Linked DNA regions of Homo sapiens: region 1 is linked to region 2. The links are chromatin loops, found by intact Hi-C in ENCODE. Cell type or tissue: lower lobe of right lung. All regions are shown on one strand.

What was found. Hi-C counts contacts between places; a loop is a spot of excess contacts. Peaks named below come from ENCODE experiments on the same cell type or tissue, not always from the same donor. Only the 100,000 strongest peaks of a DNase experiment are listed, where the experiment ranks them.
Region 1: a loop joins it to region 2, with 2.7 times the contacts of the local background. A loop is called at or near these places in 77 of 110 quality-filtered maps.

What each region holds. Positions count from the first base shown.
Region 1 is chr1:154,543,996-154,548,995 of GRCh38, forward strand. TDRD10 (tudor domain containing 10) reads left to right here. Exons shown (of 13, transcript NM_182499.4): 9 at 1-115; 10 at 377-522; 11 at 800-954; 12 at 3,414-3,484; 13 at 3,683-4,152. The coding sequence ends at 3,715. It overlaps UBE2Q1 (ubiquitin conjugating enzyme E2 Q1), which reads right to left. Exons shown (of 13, transcript NM_017582.7): 13 at 4,582-5,000. Among named protein-coding and RNA genes, the nearest start is that of UBE2Q1-AS1, 7.1 kb to the right of the region's middle. RefSeq lists a silencer at 2,438-2,732 and an enhancer at 2,816-2,905. In lower lobe of right lung, a CTCF peak has its summit at 2,615; a DNase peak (open chromatin) is centred at 2,586.
Region 2 is chr1:154,491,193-154,496,192 of GRCh38, forward strand. The region is part of intron 2 of SHE (Src homology 2 domain containing E); the gene reads right to left. Among named protein-coding and RNA genes, the nearest start is that of TDRD10, 8.5 kb to the right of the region's middle. In lower lobe of right lung, no CTCF peak of the experiment used is centred here; a DNase peak (open chromatin) is centred at 2,239; H3K4me3 peaks cover 897 bases; H3K27ac peaks cover 4,142 bases.

The DNA.
Region 1 (5,000 bases), 53 kb after region 2:
CTTCCGAGACCTGAGCTGGCTGGCACTCATCCATAGCGTCCGTGGGGAGGCGGGGCTGCTGGTGACGAGTATCGTCCCGAAGACCCCGTTTTTCTGGGCTATGCACGTCACTGAGGTATGGACTGGTTGTTGGCCCCCTCAGGCTCCTGTGCCTTCCTGCGTGGCCTCCCTAGGGTGGGCATGGTGACGGGGCCGGTCAGTGGTGGAGATGCAGGGTAACTACGGTCTGATCCTGGGTTCAGTCTCGTTCTCTCTCCCACCTCATACCTGATGGCCTTGGGACGGATTAGCGGTGCTAACATAACAGGTGACGTCTACGGAGGCAGATTTGTAATGCAGTGCAGGCAGTGGGGCCGTTGCGTTTTGCACCCCACAGGCTCTGCACCAGAACATGCAGGCTCTGTTTAGCACCCTGGCTCAGGCGGAGGAGCAGCAGCCCTACCTGGAGGGCTCCACCGTTATGCGCGGGACTCGCTGTCTGGCAGAGTACCACCTGGGGGATTATGGACACGCCTGGAACAGGTGTGTGCCTGGGCAGGGGTAGAGTCTATGGGAGAGGCGTGCAGGGAAAATGCTCCCTTCTTGCATTCTCTTCCTTTGGGCTCTGGTTTTTTTTCCTGTGGCTTCTTCTCTCAAAATCATCTTTATCCTTATTTCCTCACTCAAGGATTGGGGAGAAACAGAGCAAACTCGCTCTTCCTCCCTCCTACCTCCACTTTCACATCCACTTTGTTGAGGACTGCTGTGCATGGCACTAGGCGGAATGATTGTCCTCTGTCTTTCTCTTTTCCTCTGCCAGGTGTTGGGTGCTGGACAGGGTGGACACCTGGGCTGTGGTCATGTTCATTGATTTTGGACAGTTGGCCACCATCCCTGTGCAGTCTCTGCGCAGCCTAGACAGCGACGACTTCTGGACCATCCCACCCCTGACTCAGCCATTCATGCTGGAGAAAGGTGAGACATCTTCTATCTTCCTCCCAAGGGTTTCAGGGACAGGAGAAGCCATGGTTGCTTCTGGGACCTGAACAGGAAGCAGCATAGTGGGCGGCCAAGGTGCTTCAGTCTCTCTTTCCACCCAACCCCAGTTTTCAGCATATGACCCCTGCAAAGCTGCCTCTCAAGTGTTGGTTTTCATGCCTGGGATCTGGAGCCCAAGATCCCAACAGGGACCTCAGATGCTGCCCAAAGGCTGAGTTCTCTGGAAGGGGAGAGAAGAGGGCAGATTTCCCACCCCTGCTTCCACCAGAGCTGCTCAGCTTTCATCTGTTTTACATACTTGGCGTGTTGCTTCAGATTTCACTGGAAAAAGATTCTGCCATAGAAGAAAACTAGCACTCGAATGCCAGTGCTAGACGCCAGAGCACAGCACTTAGCACTGCACTCTCCTAATGTGATTCATTTAGCTTCAGACACCTGTGGGTTTCTCCATAGGTGGAAATGAAGAGGCCCCTTCTCAAGATCGAAGTTAGGTGAAATGTAAAAGGATGAAAGAATGTTTTAGGGGGCAGTCAGGAGAAGTGGAGGTGAAGAAGCATACATACACATACACAGGAAGTAAGATGGAAAAGTTTTATTTAAAAAATTTCTTTTTTTTTCAGAGGCAGGGTCTCACTCTGTTGCCCATGCTGGAGTGCAGTGGCATAATCATAACTCATAGCAGCCTCAAACTCCTTGGCTCAAGCAATCCTTCCACCTTGGCCTCTCAAAGTGCTGGGATGACAGGCATGAGCTGCCGCGCTTAGCTGAGATGGAAACGTTTTATAGACAAACTAAGTCTTTTTTTTTTTTTTTTTGAGATGGAGTCTCGTTCTGTCACCCAGGCTGGAGTGCAGAGGCGCAATCTCGGCTCACTGCAACCTCCGCCTCCCAAGTTCACATAATTCTCCCGCCTCAGCCTCCCAATTACAGGCACGCACCACCACACCCAGCTAATTTTTTTTTTTTTTTTTTTTTTTTTTTAGTAGAGATGGGGTTTCACTATGTTGTCCAGACTGGTCTCGAACTCCTGACCTCGTGATCCGCCCACCTCGGCCTCCCAAAGTGCTGGGATTACAGCTGTGAGCCACCGTGCCCGGCCCTCAGACAAACTAAGTCTTGAGATGGAGTCTTGCTCTGTCGCCCAGGCTGGAGTGCAGTGGCGTGATCTCAGCTCACTGCAACTTCTGCCTCCTGGGATCAAGCGATTCTCCTGCCTCGGCCTCCTGGGTAGCTGAGATTACAGGCATGTGCTACTACGCCTGGCTAATTTTTATATTTTTAATAGTGACGGGGTTTCACTGTGTTGGTCAGGCTGGTCTCGAACTCCTGACCTCGTGATCTGCCCTCCTCGGCCTCCCAAAGTGTTGGGATTACAGGTGCGAGCCACCGCACCCGGCCAAAATATATATATATATAAAATATATGTATAATGTAATTTATATATTACGTATATATTATATATATCACGTAATATATATTATATATTATGTAACATATATAATATATAATACGTGATATATATAATATATATATTTAAAGATGGAAAGGCATCTCCCAATTGTGCAGGGCCAAGGCTTCCTGGGAGGCTGGTGGGGCTTGTGCCCAGTGGGCAGGGAGCACCACCCAGAGGTTGTCTTGGGTCATTGCATGAAGAGGGTCCCTGCTGCCCAGGCTGGGAACAGCCAGGCATCAGGAGCTTCTTCAGGTGACCCAGGGAAGAGGAGCTTCCTGTTTCAAAGTGCAGCTCCCAGCCTGTCAGAAGGGCCAGAGTCCCCAACCCAGAGATAAGTCAGACAAGCGTCAGTTTTCCTCCCTTTATGGATGAGGAAAATACAGCTCAGAAAAGTGAAATGAACTCATACTTAATAGCAAGAAAATGGCATAGCTGGGGATGAAACCTAGGTCTGACTCTTAGTGATTCAGTGTCATACATACAAACAGTCCCAGAGTTTGGGGACTCTGGTGGGATGGTGGGAGTTGCGTGAGGGACGACATCCTGGGGAAAGGTGGGTTTTTGATGAGCTCCCTGCCTGGTTCCAGCATGTAAGAGTGCTTGCGTCTCATGGTGAAAACCTCTCTGGTTTTAACCTTCTTCTATCCAGCCGGAACTCTCAGAGCAGAGTTCAGTGAACGTGATTTTCTGTCCCCAGTAGAATTTCTCATTAAAAATCCCAGATCCCTGTAATTATTTTAACAAGTGCCTCCTCCCTTTATCTGCTGTTATTTTGCCCTCCCCCTATGCTACCTTTTCAGCATTTATCATCTCATTTGATCCTGGCAGCAGGGATTTAGCAGGAACTAGCAGAGACTTGCTGGTTGGAGCTGGTTGGCGGCCAGAGCACTTTCCCTGCAGCCCCCGCCTTTTGCTTCCCTCCTTTGCTCCTCCTGCCCAACCCCGTGCCACTGAGGTTTTGTTGTTGTGTCTTGTTTTGCAGACATTTTGAGTTCGTATGAGGTTGTCCATCGAATCCTCAAAGGGAAAATCACTGGTGCTTTGAACTCGGCGGTAACTGCTCCTGCATCTAACTTGGCTGTTGTCCCTCCACTCCTGCCCTTGGGGTGTCTGCAGCAGGCTGCTGCCTAGGCCTGGACACAGTATTTACCTGGCATTCTTTTAGATCAAACGAACTGGTTATCTGAGGGGTTGGGTGAACTGGCTCGGGTGGGCCTTCCTTCCCACCAAGGCTTTGTCTTTCTCTTCCAGTTGCACATCCTAAAGTTTGAAGAGTCTAAATAACGGGGCTTCCCTCAGCATGTTCCCTCTCCTGTTTGCCACGGATCCAGAGGCCACCTGCCCTGTCTTCTCGTACCCCTTTCACTCTTGAGGCCTGGGAGGTGAAAAAGGCCAGACTGTGCCCAGGATTGATTCAATTTTGCTTTTACTCCCAGCTTCCCTCTCAAAAGAGAGTGAAGTCTCATTTGTCATGTGTCTTCAGTTCCCCAACTTGGCATGAACATTTGAACCAAACATAGGAAACTACCATTAGGTTGAAAGCCTGAGGCAGCTGGGATGGTCTTTCTTGTGTCTCTTCTTTGCACCCCAGAGCATGATATAAGTGGTCCTAACAGATTCTGGATAATGGAGAAGCCCTCTGCTGGTTTTCCTGGCATTCCATGTAGAATAGGTAGAGAATATTTAACCAATGAGCAAATAAATGTTGGCATGTTTCATGAGTTTGGAGTGATTGATACTTCTTTCCAGCCACCCTTCCACTGCCCTGCCGTGCCCTCTAAAACTGCTGCAGTGAGATTAGAGCCTGCCAGTGTGGGCTCTGGGCCATGCAAACCCTGCCTGGGATATAGATACATGTTTGAAGTGTAGGGGAACAACCTAAGAGTTAGTTTCATTATTTCTCCTTGCCTTCTAAGTGGAGAGAAGAAAATTGTTTCATGATGATATGGCCTTGTTTCTTTTTTATACTTTGTACTTTATTAGAACCCTAAACTTAAGGTCATAAAAGGGAGTGCTGGGTTTGGCAAGAAAAATGGAGGATTCTCTTAGAGTTAGTTGGTGTTATGCAACTCACAGGGGCAGGCATTTCCCTCTATGTCAAGTGAACAGGAACCCCACTGTTTCTTCAAATAATTTTATTAGAGCCAAACTATTTAAATAATTTTATTTGTTTCATCCTTTGGTAGATGAGAAAAATACATTACAAAATACATTATACAGAAGACAGCTCACAGTACACATTACTAAAAACACAATCTACATTCCAGCCAGGGCTGGTGGTAAGTTCAGAAGAAAGCCACAGAGGCCTTGAAAACCAGATTTCAGCTCTATGGAATGAATTTTCCCCTTATGTCCCGTCTTTATCTCAACCTCAGCATGTTTTATTAGCACCCCTAATTAGGTGGGTGTGGGTAGAGTTAGAGCAGCATTGAGTGGGACTGGTGGACTCTCCATCCACCTAAAGCAGCAAACATTAAAAGTCCCTCAAAAGAAAAGGGGTAGGGGAGGGGAAAGAATGGCCAATGTGAAAATTGCTGTGTCTCAAAGCATTACAGAACTGCTCTAGCAT
Region 2 (5,000 bases):
ATGCAGATACCTCATCTCTTAACACCTCATAAGCTCCCGACTGTTTACTTAAGAAGTGAAGAACACTGAGAACGGCATGGGAGGCTTACATGAGTAGGTCACTGTCTTTCTCCCCAATTTCTCAACACTACCCTGCCCCATCTCCCCATAATCCAATTCTTTGCTCTGACCAAGTGGAATTTCTGGCAGTTCCCTGCATACTACACTGTCTTGAGCCCACCGGTGTCCTGGCGATCTTGCAATCCTTTACAATCTAACTCAGCATCTTCTCCTCTCCGGAGAAGGCTTTCCTGCCCACCTTCTTCTCTGATACCCCACAAAGTTAAACAGGTGCCACGGCTGGACCAACGCACTCTCACCCTGCTCTTCTCCCACTGCATCCATTTATATGTTGATGTGTCTGTATTTTCAATTTGGTGGAGTCTGCCAGGGCAGAGACCACCATATCTTGTTTATTACTGTAGGACATATCATTGTGCTAAATAATGACTGGATGGATGGATGGGAGGAGAGAGGGAGGGGAGGGAACTCAAGAATGTCTCCAGGCAGGTGACAGTGTGGATCTGGAGGAATACGTCAAGGGGTTAACAAATGGATCGTTGTGAATACTGTGAGAATGAAAGCAATCACAAGAGAAAAGGACGGCAGATTGAAAACGAGAGAGGATCAAAGGCAGAATCTGGGACTCCTTCAGTTATGGGTGGCTGGAAGGAGGTGCCAGCAAAGAAGGCTGAGGGGTCAGGTGAGGAGGAAGAGGCTCAGGAGACCGCAGGGCCGCAGACACAAAGGGTGGAAAGACTTTCTATCTGTAACTTCAAAACAGGTGTGGGGATGGTCCGTGGAGAAATGCCACTGACTCATTAAGACCTCTATAACAAAAAGAGGGCAACAAATGAGGGAAACGTTATTAAAATCAGGACACCAAATTCAAAAGTGCAAAACTTAGGTATAGGCTGAGGTTATAGTTCTCTGCTGACTAGGGGCTGTCAGCAGCTGTCTCAAATTCTGTGCAGGGACAGCTCATTGAAATCACCCGCGGGCTTTCACACACACTGCTTTAACCACCAGAGGTTCAGATTGGATTAGTCTGGGGTACAGTGTGGGAGTCAAGAGTGTAAAAATCCCCCAGGTGATTCTAAAGAGCAGCTAAACCTGAGAACCACTTCCACACCTCCTGGGTGTCCACAGTCCCCATCTTGGTTCCTCATTCTCCGGAGCCTGTCATTGCTAGTCCCATCCTGAGGAGAAAGGTACTGCCTGTGTCTACCACTTCCACATCAGAATGTAAGAGTCGGAAGAACTGTCCCTGGCCCCCACCCCCAGGCCAGGCCAGGTATCTGGGGTTGTCTGAGGTCAGAGCTGCATCTCCTGAGTCCCTGGACTCTCAGTCCTACAGTTTTTCTTCTTCCTTGCTTACTCCAAACAGAGCTATGGAAAACAAGAAACAAAAACATACTCTGTTCTTGGTTCAATTAAGACAAGGCTGTAATTTTTTTAAAAGGAACTTTTCTAAAGAACTAAGAAAAGGGAAGCAGAAAACACAAAGGAGTTCAAAGGATGAATATAGAATACAATTTTAAGGTTTCTAATCATAGTTTACACTCAGTTGAGACCATCTGGCACAGGCTGGGGAAACCCTTTCCCAAGGTCCTTGCTGCAATTCTGCCCCAGCTAAACTAAAAGGAAAAAGAGGTGATTCTAACATTAAGACAGAAGGAGCCCTGCTCACAAGGACATTTCAATACATTTGGATTAAAATGTACAGGGTGGATGGGCAGTGTTCCTACCGGGCCTTCCAGCCCACCTCCCCTAAAATAAAATAAAATGATGTATAGTGATTAGAATCTTGAGTTCTTATTACACACGCGTTTGAGTTTTTACTTTTGCAACGAGGTCCTTCTATTTAGACAGTCTCCCCACACTTAGAGTTCTGGGAGATACACAAAGCATGGAGTTGAGAATGCTTTCTTGCAGGGTCCTGGGATTAGGCAAAATCTGCAAACTGCTATCATCTTTTGAAACAATGTTTAATTAGGGGAAGAAAGGGCTTGAGCACAGGCCTCCCCTCCCCACACCACCCCCCTCTTCAAGGGGAGTAACCTTCCAGTCCATTCCAACACCTGGCTGCCCCCAAACCTGAGGCGCCATAGAAACAGAAACAATCGTGGGGCTGCAAGCCGACCCTTCCTGCAGGGAGAATAGCCCCTGACGTGCAGAGCTGGCTCCAAGAGGAAACGAGCCTGAGAAGGAGGAAATGGCAAGAGGAAGCTACACCCTGGCTGCCGATAGAGGCCATTTACCACAGCAGACAACAGAATGCAGGGGACGGGCAGCAGATAAACACTCATTTGCAGCCTGGGGCTGAAGCTCAGCACTGACCTGCACCTACTAAAAACATGCAGTTGGTTGGTGTGAAACATTATAGGGGCCCAAAATTTTCCCTTCTCAATCCCCAACTCGCTGCAGGTAATTATGTCATTCACATGAAAACACAAAAACAAGAAAGTCTTAGCAGAAGACTAAGATTTTCTTTTACTAAATTAACTGTAGTTAGCAATAAGTATTGCCCTATATGGTCCAGAATGCTCTTTGGAAATATAATTGTCTCTGGAGTGTCTAACTCACGGCTGTACTGACTAGGTATACACCTGCTAGGTGTATTATGCCCAGAATCTCACTGATGCCTCACTAAGGCAGTGACAGATGTGTTACCCCATTTTCACAGGTGAATACACGGAAGCCACAGTCATGCAGCAGTTATGGTGAGGCCAATTATTACCAACTCCAGAGTCCATGCTTTATGCTCAAATGATTTCACGTAAAATGTTAATTCCAATTTCCAAATAATGTGCCTTTTCCCCTAATCCATTTTAACCCATTTCATGTTTCCAAAACATTAAACTTGGAGCCTCTTAAGACTCTATTTTCCTCCTGGAATCAGAAACAGGGCTGCCCGACAATTTTTTACTCATATCTTTGATCAGTGCTCAAGCTTTTAAAATTACTTTAATATTTTCTTATTGAATAAATCTAAACATCTGAACAAAAGCAGGTACAATTCAGAAACCCTGAAATTTAGCGAGGAGAATAAAGACAAATTAAATCAAAACCAGTCTTCATTTGCACTTTTTTCCATAAGAGGTTTTTTCTGTTTAAATCACAGGCAAAGACAGACATAACAGTTTTTTTTTTTTTTTTTTTTTTAGAGATGGGGTCTCACTATATTGGCAAGGTTGGCCTTGAACTTCTGGCCTCAACTGATCCTCCCACCTTGGCCTCCCAGAGTGCTAGGATTATAGGCATGAGCCACCGGGCCCGGCAGATGGAGTTTATAGTTTTTTTTTTTTTTTTTAATGGAGACTCGAACAGTGAGGTTCTCTTTTAGATTTGACTATTTAAACAAACCAACAAAATCATTTGGAAGTAAAAATAAAATTTTAAAAATAATCTTTGACTGGAGCTCAAAAGCTAAAACCACAGCTTGCTGAATGACATGGTATTTTCAGTTGTGTAATTTGAACAAATTATTTAATCTTTCTGAACCTAGGTTTCCTCAACTGTATAAAGAAACCCGCTTGCACGGTGGCTCACTTTGTGGCTGGCAATCCCAGCACTTTGGGACGCCAAGGCAGGAGGATGACTTGAGGCCAGGAGTTCGAGACCAGTCTGACCAACATGGTGAAACCCCGTCTCTACTAAAAATACGAAAATTAGCCAGGTGTGGTGGCAGGTGCCTGTAATCCCAGTTACTTGGGAGGCTGAGGCAGGAGAATCACTTGAACCTGGGAGGTAGAGATTGCAGTGAGCTGAGATTGCACCACTGCACTCCAGCCTGGGCGACACAGCGAGACTCCGTCTCAAAAAAACAAACAAACAAAACACTTTACAGGGTTGCTGCAAGATTTAGTGAGGTAATTTGGCCAGGCTGGTACCTAGTAAGCTCTCAATTTACAGCTGTATGACATCAACTGCAGAAAGAATCCTCATGCTAACTAGCCAATGGGAACTTTTAAAGACCTGTCCGATGCTAATGTTTCAAAGCGGTGGCTAAAACTCCTAATGCTAGATTATGTAGAATATTTCTGCCAAATATTTAGCTAAATATCTTAGCTAGAATATTTAGTTAAAATGTTCCTGTGAATTTAGCAGAAAAGCAACAGAGGTTTATATTAATATTGCCTTGTATTCAGTCATATCTTTTTATGAACAATCCTTTGGATAAATCTCAGTGATAATTTACTCATAAACTCATAAATTCTTAACTTTTAAAAGTTAAGAGCAAAGTTTTGGGGGGACCCAGGCTTCCTGGGTCCCATAGCGATTTGGCCACAGGAAAGCCATGGGCTTCTCTCAGTTTCCTCTGCCCCTGAGGTAGATGCTGGCTCCTATTCTCAACTTCATGGCACTTATCATGCTTTTCAATGACTTATCTTCTTTGCTGGTAGGTCTGTTTCCCCCTTAGGCTGTGAGGTCCAAGGGCAGAAATCATGTGGGTCTTGTTTCCTGTATGCCCAGAGCTCAGGACAGGGCCTAGTACATAATAAAAAAAAAAACCTCAAGAAATATTTGTTGGGTATTCTAAAACAACATATGGGCAGTATTCTACACGCCCAAGATATTGTTAAAACCAGGCCTGTAATTCCCATTTCACCGGTAGAAAAAAGGCAATGCAAAGAATGGCAACACAGATTTAACCACTCCACAGTTCAACTGTGTTCATTAAAATCCTTTCCATCTTCAGAAATGCTGAAACAAGTAAAAAAAACTCTCATTTCTCAAGAAAGACGGGAAATTTCCGAACTTGGACTTGACAATCAGGTACACAAGGAGCAAACTGAATAAAAAAGTAAAAGGTTTAAAAAACAAAAAACAAAAGCCCAGCAGCAAATCTTTTATTTCTAGCTTCCGATAAACTCACTTCCTGTTATTCTGTCCAGCTTGTAACCTACGGGTAGAATAAGAGGTAGAGTCTCTACACTGATTGAGAAGGTGCTTTGTGA